Linked DNA regions of Homo sapiens: region 1 is linked to region 2. A link is a loop called in an ENCODE intact Hi-C map of the cell type or tissue named here. Cell type or tissue: PC-3. All regions are shown on one strand.

Region 1 (8,000 bases), 91 kb before region 2:
TAGTTAGAGAGATGAAGTAGTATTAACAACCATGGGGGTAATGGTGGTGATGAAGAGAACTGTATAAACTTGAGAATTTGTTTGGAATACACATTTAACAGAAGACAATGGTAGATTGATTTTGGTCATTAGGATGAAAAATAAGTCAGAAGTAACTGAAAAATATTTTGGGGGGAAAATGTTATGAGGTCACTTTTGGACATGTTGAAGTTTTGTTTTAAACTTCTTTATAGAGATGTTGAGTGTGCAATTAGGTAACCGTATCAGGAACCCACAGTTGAGGTTTGATTAAATAAGTTGAATACACACACACACACACACACACACACATATATATATAGTCCTTTCACTATTTCACTACATATATATAATGTGTATGTGTATTCACTATATAGTGAAATTGTGTGTGTATGTGTAGTATAGTGTTTATGTGTGAGTAGTGTGTGTATGTGTAGTGAAATTGTGTGTGTATTCACTATACAGTGAAATAGTGTGTGTATTCACTATATATGTATATATATACATATGTATATATGTGTGTATATATACACACACGTGTATATATACATATATACACGTGCATACATACATATATACACGTGTATACATATATACACGTGTATATATACATATATAATATACACGTGTATATATACATATACATATATGTATATACACATATATACACCATATATACACATGTATATATACACACACATATACACATGTATATATACACACATATATACACATGTATATATATACATATATAGTGAATACACGTGTGTGTGTATATGTGTGTGTGTGTGTGTATATATATATAGTGAAATAGTGAAAAGAACTGGGGAGAGATCATTGTGAAGTAGATGACAGGTAATGCCTATAGTGTAGATGAAATTGCCTAGGCAGCAGGTTTAAAGTAAGAGGACCTGGAGGAATTTAACATGTTATTAGTGTGAAAGAAAAATAAATAAGAAGCATTCGTAGATAAATACGAAAGAAGAGAGAAGTTTCATGTTTCAGAACCCAAGAGAAAACTAGGTTTTCAGAGGTAGAGTGCTTCCCTGTGTCAAGTGTTTTTGTTTTTTTTTTTTGAGACGGAGTCTCGCTCTGTCGCCAGGCTGGAGTGCAGTGGCATGATCTTGGCTCACTGCAACCTCTGCCTCCTTGGTTCAGGCGATTCTTAGGCCTCAGTCTCCCGAGTAGCTGGGATTAGAGGCATGCACCACCACACCCAGCTAATTTTTGTATTTTTAGTAGAGACGCAGTTTCACCACATTGGCCAGGATGATCTCAATCTCCTGACCTCATGATCTGTCTGCCTCGGCCTCCCAAAGTGCTGGGATTACAGGCGCCAGCAACCGTGCCTGGCCAAGCTTTTTGTGAGATCAAGTAAGGTAAAGACTTGTAATGTTCAGGGGTCTCCAGTGGTCCTAGTTGACCAGATTTCCCAGGAGCAACTTCCCCCCTTCAATCTCATTTGTGCCAAAGATGTGATGTAAGCACCATCTCATGTTCAGTTTGTTTTGGCAGCACTTTCACAAGATGAATAGCGGCAGCAGGTCAGTGGCATGAGCCGAATGCAGTCAGGGGGTCAGATGACCCAGTGACTGAAGTGTCTCCATCTGGAGACCATTCTAAGAGTTTATGGGATTCGTCCCCTTTTCTTACACCTGTATTCAGTCTGGGTCCATTACCAGGTGTTTCTTTCATAAATGGAATTTAAGCATTTCTTGTAAGGGTAAACTTTTTAAGGTTTATGAAAGTTGCACCTGTCCTGAAGTGGCCTGGTCTCCTGAAATCCCCATGCCAGGGTTGGAAATCCCAGGGACGGGTTGCACGATACTGTAAGTGACATGTAGTGTCAATCCAGTGAGACACTTGGGTTGTCCTCATGACTATCATTAATCTTAGAGCCATGATATGTCTCTTACAGTATACTACAACTATAAAATATTTATTGACTATGATTAATTTAGGTCATGTGTCGGCATAGGGAGAGAAGTTTTGATAGTGTCAGTTTAGTAGATCGGGTTATGGAGGGAGTAAGCTGTGAGAAAATATAGACTTCAAGTACAGATAATTTACTGAGGAATTTTCCTTGGGAAACACTGAAGAGGGAAAAAAAGGACCTAGGTTGAAAAGATGTGCATAGAGAAGAAAGGGTTTTTTTTTTTAATAGAATAAACTTGTTTGAAGAGATGATACATGATAATACTTACATACATACATATACAGATTATAACAATCCAATTGAACATAAGAGAGAGGAGAAGGTCAAATGATAATATAAAATGTCTGAGCACTCAAGAGAGAATACGGTTGGAGATACAAGTGAAGGAATTGAGAAAAAGATGTTAGATAACAATATAAAATATATACAATAATGAAAACATTGATACATATAATAATGCTACCATGATGGTATGGTAAAGACGACTGCTATTACTTAATGCTTATTATGTGCCAATCACTGTTCCAATCACCTTTTGTGTTGCAGACAGATACATGTAAGTTGTAGGGTTGCTGCCAAAAAGCTGAAAGCACTTATTTCTGATGATATTATTAATCGCTATACAGCAAAAAGCAAAGTTATATAGTAATAGTGATGGGGACAGTGGGCTTTATAGGGAAAGATTGCTAGAGACCTAAGGAGCATGGGAAAGTTTGAAATTATTATTATAAAAATGAGAGAATGAATTGAAAACAAGAAGTATAGTGAAATTGTCAGGCAATGTTTTGGACATACTTGAAGCAAGTGATCATCAATTTATAGTGATTATCAATCTGCTTTGTGGTATCATTTTCTCCAATATTGCTCAATTGCTCAGATTTAATTAACTTTAAATCAGCCAACATTTATTGATGCCTACAGCACAATAGGGCAGTTTCAGATGCTGTGGGGAAAGTCTAGGCCTATCTCATAGGCCCAAAGTCTGGTTTTACTTACCCAAGATAATTAAAACTCCACATCTTAAGATTCTGGTTCTAAATTCAATGTAGCTGATGTTGGACAAATCCACTAACAAATAGTGATTGTAAACTCTGGACAAATATTAACACATGTATAACTCTTTAAAGGCACTGGGAAGCAAAGAATATCAGGGAGAAAGTACAGGAAATTCAGTCTTTCCTAGAAGTAAATTGCACAAGGTGAGAGCTACACTAATTCAGCCTTTCTCTTTAAAGCACTCAACAAACTACATAATAAGGGGTCCTTTGCACTCAAAAGGAAACTTACAGTCTTATTGACTTGAGAGGTCAAAGTACTGAGTTCAGGCCACAAAAGAAGCTAGCAATTGAGGTATTAAATTCTAGGAAGAGTGATCTGAGAGTTGGGGAGCAAGCCTAACTCTCCTAGAAATCCCTCAAATAATTGAAAGACCCTTGAATTATATGTGGAAAAAGAATCTAAGGACCCCAGTTGAATCTGGACATAAGCTTCAGTTGTCATCCATTACAGAAGACTTTGTCTGGAACTTGCATATCACCAAGTTAGAGTGGCTTGGATATTACCTTAGAGTTTTACTGATGGAAACTACATATACCACAGTCAAGAGAAAAAGCAATCAACACAAACAAATCTCAAGAGAATTTATATTCTAAAACAAAATAATAAAAAAGAACACAACTCAAATTCTAGTATTTAAAAGGATAATATCTGAAATAGATAAATTTCTGAATTAAATTCGTAAAAACTTGGAGACAACAGAAAAGATGCTCAGTGAACCTGAAGACATGTAAACATAAATCATCCTATCTGAAGAGCAGAGAGGAAAATAAATAAAAATACAAAGAGAACAGAACTTCAGTGACCTATAGGACAACATTAAACTAAATAATATACGTGGAATTGTAATTCCACAAAGATATATAAAGTGCAAATGAGACAGAAAATATATTTTTAAAAAGAATGGATAAACATGTATCAAATTGGATGAAACACAAACTGCATATCAAGGAAATTCAGCAAACCCCAAGTAGGATAACAATAAGGATAAGCATCCCCAGATGCATTAAGGTCAATAGGTAGGAAACCAAAAATTATTCAAAAGATCTTGAAAATGGCCAGAGGAAAAAGACACATGATAATATTAATTACAGCTAACTTCTCATAAGAAACTATAAAGAACAGAAAACAATGAGATCATTTAATAGATACAGGTTTCTACAAACCCATAATTCTATATACAACCTAATTATCTTTCAAATGAGCTGATGGAAAGAATTTTCACCTAAGCCAAAGGTTAAAGCATGTGCTGCCAGCAAAAGTACATTATTAAAAAAACTGATAAAAATAATAATAAAAAATACACTAAAGGGTCCATACTGTATGATTCTTTTATATGAAGTTCAAAAATAGACAACGCTTACTCTGGTGATCAAGATCAGAATTATTGTTACCTTTGGGGTGATGGGCCTTGATTGGGAGGAAGCACTAGGAAATTTCAGATAGGCTGGAAATAGTCTATATTTGGATCTGGGTAGTGATTACCAGGATGTAAAAATTTATTGAGCTGCACATTTTAGATTAATGCATTTTACTAAATGTAAGTTGTACCCCCATGAACCATGGTGCGTCCCCTATTTAAAAAAAAAAGAGTTCATAAAATGACGTATATAAAGCATACAATGCTTGATGTGTCATTGGAACTCAGTGTTAGCTTCCTTTCTGTCTTTAAAGATATCAAACCAGGTACCACATTTAACAGGACTATTAACAGACAAGAAGACATCGAAATACAAATAAATGCCATTAAAAATAAATCAGTATTCACATATTCTTAAGTGAAATTAATGAAAAGAACTGAAGACATTGCTTTAAAAAACACTTCAGATAAACTGAAAACATTTTCCAAATAGTTGAGGCTCTCCATGTCAAAGAGGGAGTGGATTTCTTTTCAGTTTCTAGAGTGCCCAGAACTAGTGAAGGAAACAAATTATCATCATCTACCTCTTAAAAAGTGATCTTCCCTCACTAGAGGCATTCAAGTAGCAGCTAGAAGACAATATCAAAGATATGATAAGAGGGTGACAACTCAAGTTGTTTAACCCTACGTTTTCAAGATACTGAGTAATTAACAAAGAAGGTCAGGCAGGGTGGCTCAAACCCTTAATCCTAGCACTTTGGGAGGCTGAGGTGGTAGATAGCTTGGGCCCAGGAGTTTGAGACCAGCTCTGGCAAATGGTGAAACCTCTTTGCTACAAAAAGCAAAACAAAAACAAAGAATTAGCTGGTTGTGGTGGTGCCTACCTGCAGTCCCAACTACTTGGGACTACCTGAGCCTGGGAGGTTGAGGCTGTAGTGAGCTGTAATTGCACCACTGCACTCCAGCCTGGATGATAGAATAAGACTCCATCTCAAAAAAAAAAAAAAAAAAAAAAGAAAAAGGAAAAAAAATGAACATAGAAGTCTCAGAAAGATGCAGAATATTCAGTGTCATCGAAGCATCCAAGGAAGCATATACTTGTACCCATTGCCTTCAAATAACATAACCCAGTTTTCTGAATACAGAAAATTTTCAGGTTCGTGAATATACAATTGACAATTTACAATTGAAGGTAGATAACTTTTGTCCAGTGGGAGGGGAAGTTGACAGAAAATAAGTATGAAGGAAGCATCATTGCATTTAGTTCTGTCTGTCAGATTACAAGGAAACAGGGGGCTCATACTATCTTAGATGACAATGGTTTATTTTAAGGATTCCTGGAAAGTGAGAAAGCACAAAAAAATTATCTGAAGGTAGAATAATTAGCGCTCATGGAGAATGAAATGCCATTCATAATCTTCCATAACATGGGTTCCATAAACTACTCAGAAATTCAATGAAAAGTTTTCTTCCATTTTGTTTTAATCTCCTTTTTAATTATTAAACCTTCCATGTCTTCTTCAATAAAGCTATATACCCTATAGTAAAACCAAAACACTAAAGTGCAGTGAAGCAGAGGATAACCATTATGTAAACCAGTTAGAAAGATTAAATGTGAAAAATATATCAAGACCACAGAACAATCCTTCCAATAACAGCAATGAAGAGGAATAAACAGAATGTATGTTTGCTCTAAAGATGGGTATATGGTTTTGTGGCTCTGACCATACTGTCCTATAAAGTAAATCAATACAGCTATATCTTTCCTATGATAACCAATGTTTTCACTTAAAATATTGGTTGGATTACCAGAGTCTGCCCAAAATACTCCATTCATGCTGCAAAATTCATCCACTGCCTCGGCATCAATTTTCAATGCCCTATCTACCACAGTTTAAGGCAATAAATGAGTCTTTATGTCTTTGATAGAATATGGAAAAAGATAAGAGTTTTATAAACTCTCCTATAGTTTATGAAAGAAGAAAAGAGGGGGCAACAAAAATCTGTACTTTATTTGCTGATAGAAGAAACTTAGATTAGATAAAAAAGCACAAGTGAAGAGCGTCAACATTTGGTCTAACTTTGTGAGTAACAGGAAGCAAATACTGGACTGCTTTCATTAATGGTCAATAAATTTCTTTCTATAAAGAATAAAACTTTTTATTCAGCAGGCATAATGAAATACAAATATTCTTTGGCAGAAAACACAAGGACTTAATTTTCTACTGACATTTAATGCATAGACATATAAAAGCGTATTTGGATGGATTCCGAAAGGATACGTAAATGTTACTACCTTGTACCCAGTTTGTCTTCATGCAGACACTGCTTTAAATCACTACTATCTGATTTATTCCAGAAAGCAGGTTTTAGTAAAGATTTCAGGGACAGAAAAAATAAGGATGCAGAAGATCTGAAAGTGTTTAATGGAGTGCTTGGGTTAAATAAGAGGAAGAACAATATTAAGAAGCTAGGATTTTCTGTTTCTCTATTTTGTCCTTACTACTGGCCCCCATTTAACAAGTTTTAGAATCTATTTTAGAAGAAAGAAGCAACGTTAACTCTTAATCTGGTAGGGTCTCACTTAGTAAATTAAGACCAAAACCACCAAATGGAATGTAATTTCATTACCTTCTTAAGTCAAATGTGTCTACTAAAATCTATGAGTTAAAATAGTGTAAGCTACAGTTTGAACATCACGATTATATGCTGAAAATGTCTAAGAAATTCTTCCAACACCAACACAGTTATTATATGAAAAAATACTTGTATACACATGGCATCAGACTTTTTATGACTCATTATAACTTCAAACTGCCCTTGAGCCAAAACTTTAAACTTTTTTTCATTTCTGAAATATCTACTGCCACTTTTAGCCTTCCCACTTACCCTTCATGCCTGAAGAACATTTACTCTGCATCTTTTCTTTAGGTATTCCTAGGAGCTATTGGGCTAATTGCTGCTCAATGTCATTTCAATTACTCTAGTACAAGATTTAATGAGAATAAAATCATATATTGCTTTTGTTTCATGAATTACCAGAATGGTTATTAGTTCTGGCATCCTTCAAGAATTCCCATGATGTTCTATCTATGGAAAAAATAGGAATTAATTTTAAGACTTGATCATAGCCCAATATAAAAAAGTTACTTTATTATATTGTCTTTCATTGAATGACTTACAAGTTCAGACATGTCAATTGACCTTCTTGAAGATGAATAATAAATGTGTATGTGTATTTCCTTACTGAGAAAAAGACACAATAATTCTCTAAATTACATTTTAAATAGCTTGGGATGTTATATTTCTATTTCAGAATGTTTAGAAAGTTGAAATCATTATACTTGAATAACTTTCTTAATTACATCATGAATTAATATGTCCTTATCAGATATTTTGAGCTAAACTAATATTCTCTGTATTAAGTACATACCATGATATTTCATATGTGTTCTATTGTTAGGATAAATGTTATTATATTCATTACATTATGAAATATATAGTCAGTGCACAACCATTATGATTATAAAAATCTTAATGTAATTCCATCTCTATCCCATATCAACTGTAATCTAAATAGTCTAAATTCAGTGTACTATATTCATAGACTGAAAGAGATTACAACTCTCC
Region 2 (8,000 bases):
AATTTACTAAGATTCAACAGAAATGTTCCCACTTTTGAAGGATAAAAATGACCAACTTATAAACCATATCCTAAAGGACTTCACTAAATTAAATAACAGAAACTGAAAGAAAACATTTTATATTAATCACAGAACAAAATATATATATAGACACCATAAGACAGAAAAGAATCCAGGAACTCAGCTATAAATTCAATAACAGAAAGGGATACAAATTACAAAGTTTAAGCTGCCAAACGCTGCACAGTAAACAGATTCCATCTTGCGTTCATGAGATTTCAGCACAATTGTTGGTTAATTTCTTCTTTAATTTTTTTAAGAACAATGTAACTAATTCCTTCTCACTGCAATTTAAGAAACTAGATAAGAGCAAGGTACACACAATAGGAGTTCTGATGATATCTAATTTGAGCTGTGCCAGGACTAGTCTGTTCCAGTTCCAAGCCAGCCTATGAAAACCTGACTCACCTTTTGTTAGTCCTGTAGGCACAATCTATCTGCTCTATTCTAATTGCAAAATTGCCACAACTCATAATAATGAAAGTCAGATCAGAGCTGCATTTTCGAATCCAGTTAAGTTTGCATATTTAACTTACAGCAAAAAGTGTTCATGGAAGTCATGGAGATACCTATATGGAATAGAAGAAGTCATTGTCATGAAGCCAGCCTTTACACACAGATACAGATTTACAACTAAGTATTATTCAAGTAATTTTGTGTAAGTTGCTCAGATTAGAACTCTGAAAACTAAACAAATGTTTGAGTAACAAATTTCTTCTTGGCAAGACTTTAGAATTTTCAGGATGGAAGAATTTGGGGTGGTGGTTGAATATGATTTCCTTTTGCCTAGTGAGGTGAAATAATAGTCAAGGGCATTGGCAGTACAATCATGTTCCCTAACCCTGAGTCCTGGATGTACTAGTGGGACACTGAGGAAGTTATTAAATTTTATTAAATTTTCTAAGCCTTGGTCTTCTCATCTGTAAGATAGTGATAATAGTAGTACTCTAGTCAGAGGGCTGTTATGTGGTTTAAACAACAATTCATGAAAAAGTGGAACATGGTATGTTGTTTTTAAGGTATAAATAGAAATATCCTCGAATATATTTGGGATGCCCTAAATAACTTTTTTTTTTTTTTTTTTTTTTTTTGAGACAGGGTCTCACTCCGTTGCCCAGGCTGGAGTGCAGTGGTACGATCACTGCTCACTGTAGCCTCAACTTCCTGGGCTCAAGAGATCCTCCCCACTCAGACTTCTAAGTAGCTGGACCACAAGCACATGCCACCACATCAGGCTAATTTTTTTTTTCTTTTTTGTAGAGATTGAGGTCTCACTGTGTGCCTAGGATGGTCTTGAACTCCTGGGCCCAAGCAATCCTCCTGCCTCAGCCTCCTAAAGTGCTGGGATTATAGGCATGAGCCATTGCACCTGGTTAAATGACTTGAGAGATTTTGAATGTTAAATAACTAATGAAAGTGAAGTACTACTTATGTATTTCTCTCCCAAAAAGGATAAGTTGATATTGATATAAACAATTTACATATCTTAAAAGAATAAACACATTCTCATATTTTGGACCATCTTCCTGAATGAAACTCAAAGCCATGGCACTTGAAGTAAACGAAGATGTCTTCTAGAGACCATAGAGTTATTTCCCAAAAAGGCAGTCAATAAATGATTTCCTCATTTTATCTACAGGATAGAATCTCCTAAGACATGAGATGCATGATTGGTTAATAGCTATTAATAGATATTTCTACTTGAATTTGAGTTTCTTAAATCCACATGGAATCTATGTAGTGGATAACAGAAATAAATAAAGGAAACCACTGCTCATTTTATTTACCTGTAAGTGTTGAGTCAGTTTTGTATGCTGTCATAATCCTCAGTCTAGACCACAGTCTCTCCATCATGCCACTAGCTGGCATGAGAGGAAGGGAGACAAAGACCGCACAGCTAGCAATGTGAGTACAGAGACACACATGAGAAGACACATACAAAGAACAAGGAACATCTCCACAAAACAGCAAAAGCAAATCATATATTCAGGAAAGACAAATGTATCTTATCTTTCTAAGAAGTCGATGTTGTGATTATTTTCAGTGAGAGATGTCAACTAACGGTGTTTCAGATTTAAGGCATGGAGGTTAAAAGCATGCTTTGGCTTGACAGTCTTTATGAGAGTCACACATATTATGTGACCTTGAATTTTTTTCTAAATCTTAGTTAACTCACAGGTAAAATAAGTAATAATGTCTCTATCTCTGGGTTATTTTGATAAGTAACTGAGATAATGTATGCAAAATATAGCACAAAGCTTGGCACATAGCATGTTACCAGAATGTGATAGCTATTATTATTGCTATTATTGTTTGCTAATTAAAACATTTATGAGAATAGTTTTATTTTTTATTTTTCAATGATAAAGACTAGCCTTCTGCTAGATTTTTAAATTAAAAGAAAACAAAAACAAAAACAAATCCCAGCCAGCTACAACCTAAAAGCAAAACAAGGCTCAAAGAGGGAAAGCAATGCTAAGACTCTCTTTAGAAGGCTTGTTTTCATTTAAATGCCATTCAAAACAAGGACAGTGTTCCTATGAAGCTTAAAAGATATGTATGTAAAATAGAGCAAGTGGAGACATGAATTCATATAATTTATTGCTGGAAAGAAACAGACAAGATCTAATTCTATACACTCATCTTAGAAATGAGTAAATTCATGCCTAGAAAATGAGTGTTTATTTTTCCACCACCACGCCCAGCTAATTTTTGTATTTTTAGCAGAGACGGGGTTTCACCATGTTGGCCAGGATGGTCCCGATCTCTTGACCTCGTGATCTGCCCACCTCGGGCTCCCAAAGTGCTGGGATTACAGGCATGAGCCACCACATCAGGCCTTATTATTATTTTTTATTTATTTTATTTTATTTTATTTTATTTTATTTTATTTTATTTAAGACAGAGTCTTGCTCTGTTGTCCAGGCTGGAGTGCAGTGGCACAATCTCAGCTCACTGCAGCCTCTGCCTCCCCAGTTCAAGCGATTTTCCTGCCTCAGCCTCCAGATTAGCTGGGATTAACAGGCACACATCACCACACCCAGCTAATTTTTGTGTTTTTAGTAGAGACAGAGTTTTACCACGTTGGCCAGGCTGCTCTAGAACTCCTGGCCTCAAGTGATCTGTCTGCCTTGGCCTCCCAAAGTGCTCGGATTACAGGCTTGAGACACCGCATCTGGCCAGAAAATGAATATTTCAAGATCACTAGAAGGTTAGTTACCAACACTAGAACCCAAGTATCTGCCAGTCTTTCTATAAAGACCAACAGCTTTCCACACAATTCATTCCTGTTCTTAATTATCAGCTACAGTAGAGTTTCTTGTGAGGAAAATCAGACTTCTGAAGCAATTCTGGAATGCCCTTGGGCACTGACAAAGGGAGAGAGTTAGGATAATGACACTTTTATATTAGATTTTTGGGATGCTTTAGGTGATGTCATTTCCCAATTTCATTGCAAGAAAGTATTTTGGTTTTATTCCCATGACTCAAAGCAATGAAAGAAAGTCAAACACAGAAGGTAGTATTTACCTAAATAATTGGAACAGCTTCTTATGAGCTGTTTTATTTACTTTTTGGGTAAATATATTTATTATTCAGGCAGTTTATTTTTATGCACTACATATTTATATAATATTTTAAATGCATATGGTTTTATAAACCCTGTCTAAAATACATTGTATGCCCACAATAATTATCAGAAATTGAAGTATATCATAAAAAATTCTATGAAACTTGAGAGAATTATAAGCATCTTCTATTTTACTACTGGTATAACCACTGTTGGATTTACAGAATGCCACTGCCAAACTATCTCAAAGACTGATCATTTTTCTATAATTATATATTTGTAGTCAAACACAGATATTGATGGTAAACTTAAAAAATTGGGGTTGATGAATAAACTCATAATTGCAAAATATGATCAGGCTGTTATTTAAGCCCATTAAATAATATTGTATATGACAAACATTTTTCTCTCACCGAGTGCCCAAACTTGGGGTAGGTAAGTAAGCACTTTGCTTTATCTCAGGGTTTCTCAGTTGCAGAACTCTTAATATTTGGAGCCAGAAAGTGATTTATTGTGGGGGGAGAGTCCTGTGGATTGTGGAATGTTTTACAGCATCCCAGGCCTCTACCCTCTAGATGACAGTAGTACTCTCTGCTCCGTTGAAGCAATCAGAAATGCCTCCTGTCATTTTCACATTTCCCCTGGTGGCAAAATTGCCTCCACTGAGGACCACTGCTTTAGATTATTAAATTCTCTCAATAATCCCATGAGGCAATGCATTACCACCTCTATTTTCTAGGTGAGGTGACGGATGCTTAAGAAATTTGGTAATTTGCTTGATTTGCTCAATGTCACACAGATAAAAATGGAAATCAAATAAACTGAAGATCTCAATAATATAATCATTGAACCCAACTACCTCACTCCAAGATCCAGGTGAATGGAATATCAAGTTCTGTGTATCCATAGATATCTTCTCAGAGCCATACAGAAATGGACAGGCTCTGCCCCTTTGAGAAAGCACATATTCCATTTCCCAGGGAAGTTTTTATGTTCATAGACAATGTGTCAGCCATTTTGAGTTATGCTACAGCCACAGACAATATGAATATTTCAGGGACTTAAAACACTCAAAGTTTTTTTCTGGCTCATATTGTATTGTCATTGTGAAGTGACATGGGCTCTGCTCCATCATCCCAAGATGCAGATCCTCCTGCTGGGACATGCCAGTCTCTGGCAGAGTGATAACAGAACCATATGATGGCTCCTGCAGTTTGCACTCAGGAGTGACACAGACCCCTTGCACTCAGTTTATATGGTTGAAGCAAGTCAAGTGGCCAAGTGTGACATCAGTGGGCAGAAAATATAGCCCTTCTTTGGGAAGAAGCGAAGTAGAGAAGGGCCAGGGAAAGAGCATCTTGGTAGTAAAAACAATAAACATTTTTGAAAAATAATTCTACCTTTTTACAATTACAAAGAAAAATGATCCAAGTGATTCATTTGTCACATGAAAGACAAATAGCTTTTTATTCAAAATGCGCATAACTGTATGTTCTCTGGAGGTACCTGTTTGAGAAAGAAATCCTAATGTGGCAGCCAAGTGCCAGAAATGGAAGAGTTATACATTCAATATTTTAGAACCTCAAAACAGTAACATATCAGAGACATCATAAGGCAAATGCATGCAGTGTCCCAATTGTTTCCAAACAGGATTTCTTCTGGAGACAGCACAGGTTCCTTTCCTTTTCAATAAATCTGTTCCATGATCTCTTAAATGGGAGCTCTAGAAACTATTCAATTTCTACCTGATCTAGGCTATTCTGAGTAAAGAGCAGATCAACTTCTAGAAATAGAAAGAATGCTTGTACTTGGTATTTGGTGAGAAGGCATTTCATCAATCGTGGGGATCTGTGGGAGGATCCAGCACAGGCTATTCATTTTAATGCTTTTACTACACAAACTTTTCTTTCCCCATTCTACCTTACCTTCCTCTGTCTCTCTGTCTGTCTGTCTCTTTCTCTCTCTCTCTTTCTCCCTTCCTCCCACCGCCTGTCTCATACACACAGTAATATACCCCACAAACTCTCAGGAAAACTTTTGATTAAAAATCATAGAAATATTCTAAAACAAAAAGGATTTTTTCAAATGTTTTTATCAGTCTTTTAGGGGAGCTGCATAATAAATGCATTTAACTTAAAGAATTAAAGTACACCAGAGAGAGAGAGATAGAGAAAAAGAAAAAAGAATAGGAAAAAGTAAAAAGGGAGCAAAATAGGTGTGAAACAGTGGTAATTCTTCAGCCCTCCTCTCATGGAGATATAAAATCTAATTTTCTTACACTTGAATTTGAACAAAAAGTAGAGACTTTCTTGATAAATAGAATGTAGCAGAAGTGACAGTCTAGACCTTCAAGGGTAATTGGTTATATAAAGCCTTGCAGCTTCAGTTCAGGCCTTTTATATCACTTAATGTTGTGGGTAAACTTCTGTCCCCAGAAGATATGTTGAAGTTTTTTTTTGTTGTTGTTTTTTGTTTTTTTTTTTTTTTTTTTAAAGAAGAAGTCTCGCTCTGTTGCCCAGGCTGGAGTGCAGTGGCACAATCTCGGCTCACTGCAACCTCCACCGCCCAGGTTCAAGTGATCCCCCTGCCTCAGCCTCCCGAGTAGCTGGTACTACAGGCGCACATCACCACGCCTGGCTAACTTTGTATTTTAGTAGAGATGGGGTTTCACCATGTTGGCCAGGATGGTCTCAATCTCCTGACCTTGTGATCCGCCCACCTCAGCCTCCCAAAGTGCTGGGATTACAGGCATGAGCCACTGCACCCGGCCGATATGTTGAAGTTTTAGCCCCCAGTCCCTGTGAATGTTAACTTATTGGAAAGTTGGGTTTTTGCACTTATAATCAAGTTGAGATGAAGTTGTATTGGATTAAGTAAGAAGGGCCCTAAATTCAATGACTGATATCCTTATATGGGGAGAGACATTTGGATACACAAAGATACACACACAGGGGAGACAGGAATGTAAAGACAGTGGCAGAAATTAGAGTGTTGCAGCCGCAAGCCAAGGACTGCTAAAGATTTTCAGGAGCCACCAAAGTTAGGAAGAGACAAGAAAGAATTCTTTCCTAGGGACTTCAAAGGGAACATCGCTCCATAGACACCTTGATTTCAGACTTCTAGCCTCCAAAACTGTAAGAGAATAAATTCGTGTCATTTTACACTGCCCAGTTTCTGGAAATGTGTTTACACTGCCTGGTTTTTGGAAATGTGTTATGGTAGCCATAGGAAACAAGTGCATTTCTTCTTAGGATGCTCCCTGTGGGAACCCATGCTCCATCTTGAATCATAAGCCACATGGAGAGTTTACATATGAACACTCTGGTCAGCAGCCCTAGCTGAGCTCCTGGTCAACAGCCAGCATCAGCTGTCAGACATCCCAGTTCAGGCAACAAGTTGTGAGTAAAGAAGTAGTCTTGGAACCTGACACCCTGTAGATATAAGATAATCTGCCCAGACAACACCTTCTAGACTTCTTGATCCACAAAATTGGAAGCAAAGTAAACTTATTGTTTGAAGATACTTAGTTTGGGAGTAATTTGTTACATGGCCATAAATAAATGGTACAGAATCCAATACCTGGAAGTGAATAGTTACCATAATAGAAAACTAAAATATGTAGCCTTGGCTGCTGGCTGGTACAAACTGGAAGATGAGGCAGCTGGTAAAAATTGGAAGGACTCCAAAGAGTCTGCTGGTGAAGACTTGAAGGACAATGAGGAAAATATTATTGTATACCAAAGAAAAAGGAATCCTGATCATGTAGTGACAAAAAATTTGGCAACATGGTTGCTTGCCATAGCATGGGAACAAAAAAAGTTTGCATTATGAATTTGGGGAGATTTCTGGACATAACATATAAGTATCAACTGGTCCAGCAAAACCTTTCTCGTATTTCTGACTGGGAAAATAATGAACAAAATAAATTATGTTTTAAGCTACTAAGTTGAGGATAAATAAATGGAGGAAAGGAACGTAGAAGAAATGGAAAACAGAATGTGATAGTTTAGGGGTGATAACAAATACTTAATATTCTTCCAATTGAGAGCTGAAGTCTAATTTCCCTACCTTTGACTCTGGACTAGTGACACAGCAATTTATTATGCAGCAGTGAATAACCAGAAGTGGGGAAAAGGGAGAAAGGGAACAAGATCAGTTTAAATAGTGAATGTTCTGGGATGAAAATAAAATGGAGATATAATTCTGCCTCTTAATGACAGAACAATTCACCTGCTGAATGTTTTCAAATGTTTAAAGATTATATATACAGTCACAATATGATCACTAACACAAACCAACTACTTTACGTGATATTTGACCAAAGAAATAGCTTCCTGTTTAATCCTAACTGTGTTGTATTCATTGAAACAAG

Evidence for each region. Hi-C counts contacts between places; a loop is a spot of excess contacts. Peaks named below come from ENCODE experiments on the same cell type or tissue, not always from the same donor. Only the 100,000 strongest peaks of a DNase experiment are listed, where the experiment ranks them.
Region 1: a loop joins it to region 2, with 2.1 times the contacts of the local background. A loop is called at or near these places in 1 of 110 quality-filtered maps.

Annotation. Positions count from the first base shown.
Region 1 is chr9:26,081,477-26,089,476 of GRCh38, forward strand. The region is part of intron 1 of LINC03106 (long intergenic non-protein coding RNA 3106); the gene reads left to right. Among named protein-coding and RNA genes, the nearest start is that of LINC03106, 19 kb to the left of the region's middle. In PC-3, no CTCF peak of the experiment used is centred here; no DNase peak of the experiment used is centred here; H3K27ac peaks cover 358 bases.
Region 2 is chr9:26,172,054-26,180,053 of GRCh38, forward strand. No RefSeq gene overlaps it. Among named protein-coding and RNA genes, the nearest start is that of LINC03106, 110 kb to the left of the region's middle. In PC-3, no CTCF peak of the experiment used is centred here; DNase peaks (open chromatin) are centred at 1,908 and 3,418; H3K27ac peaks cover 2,987 bases.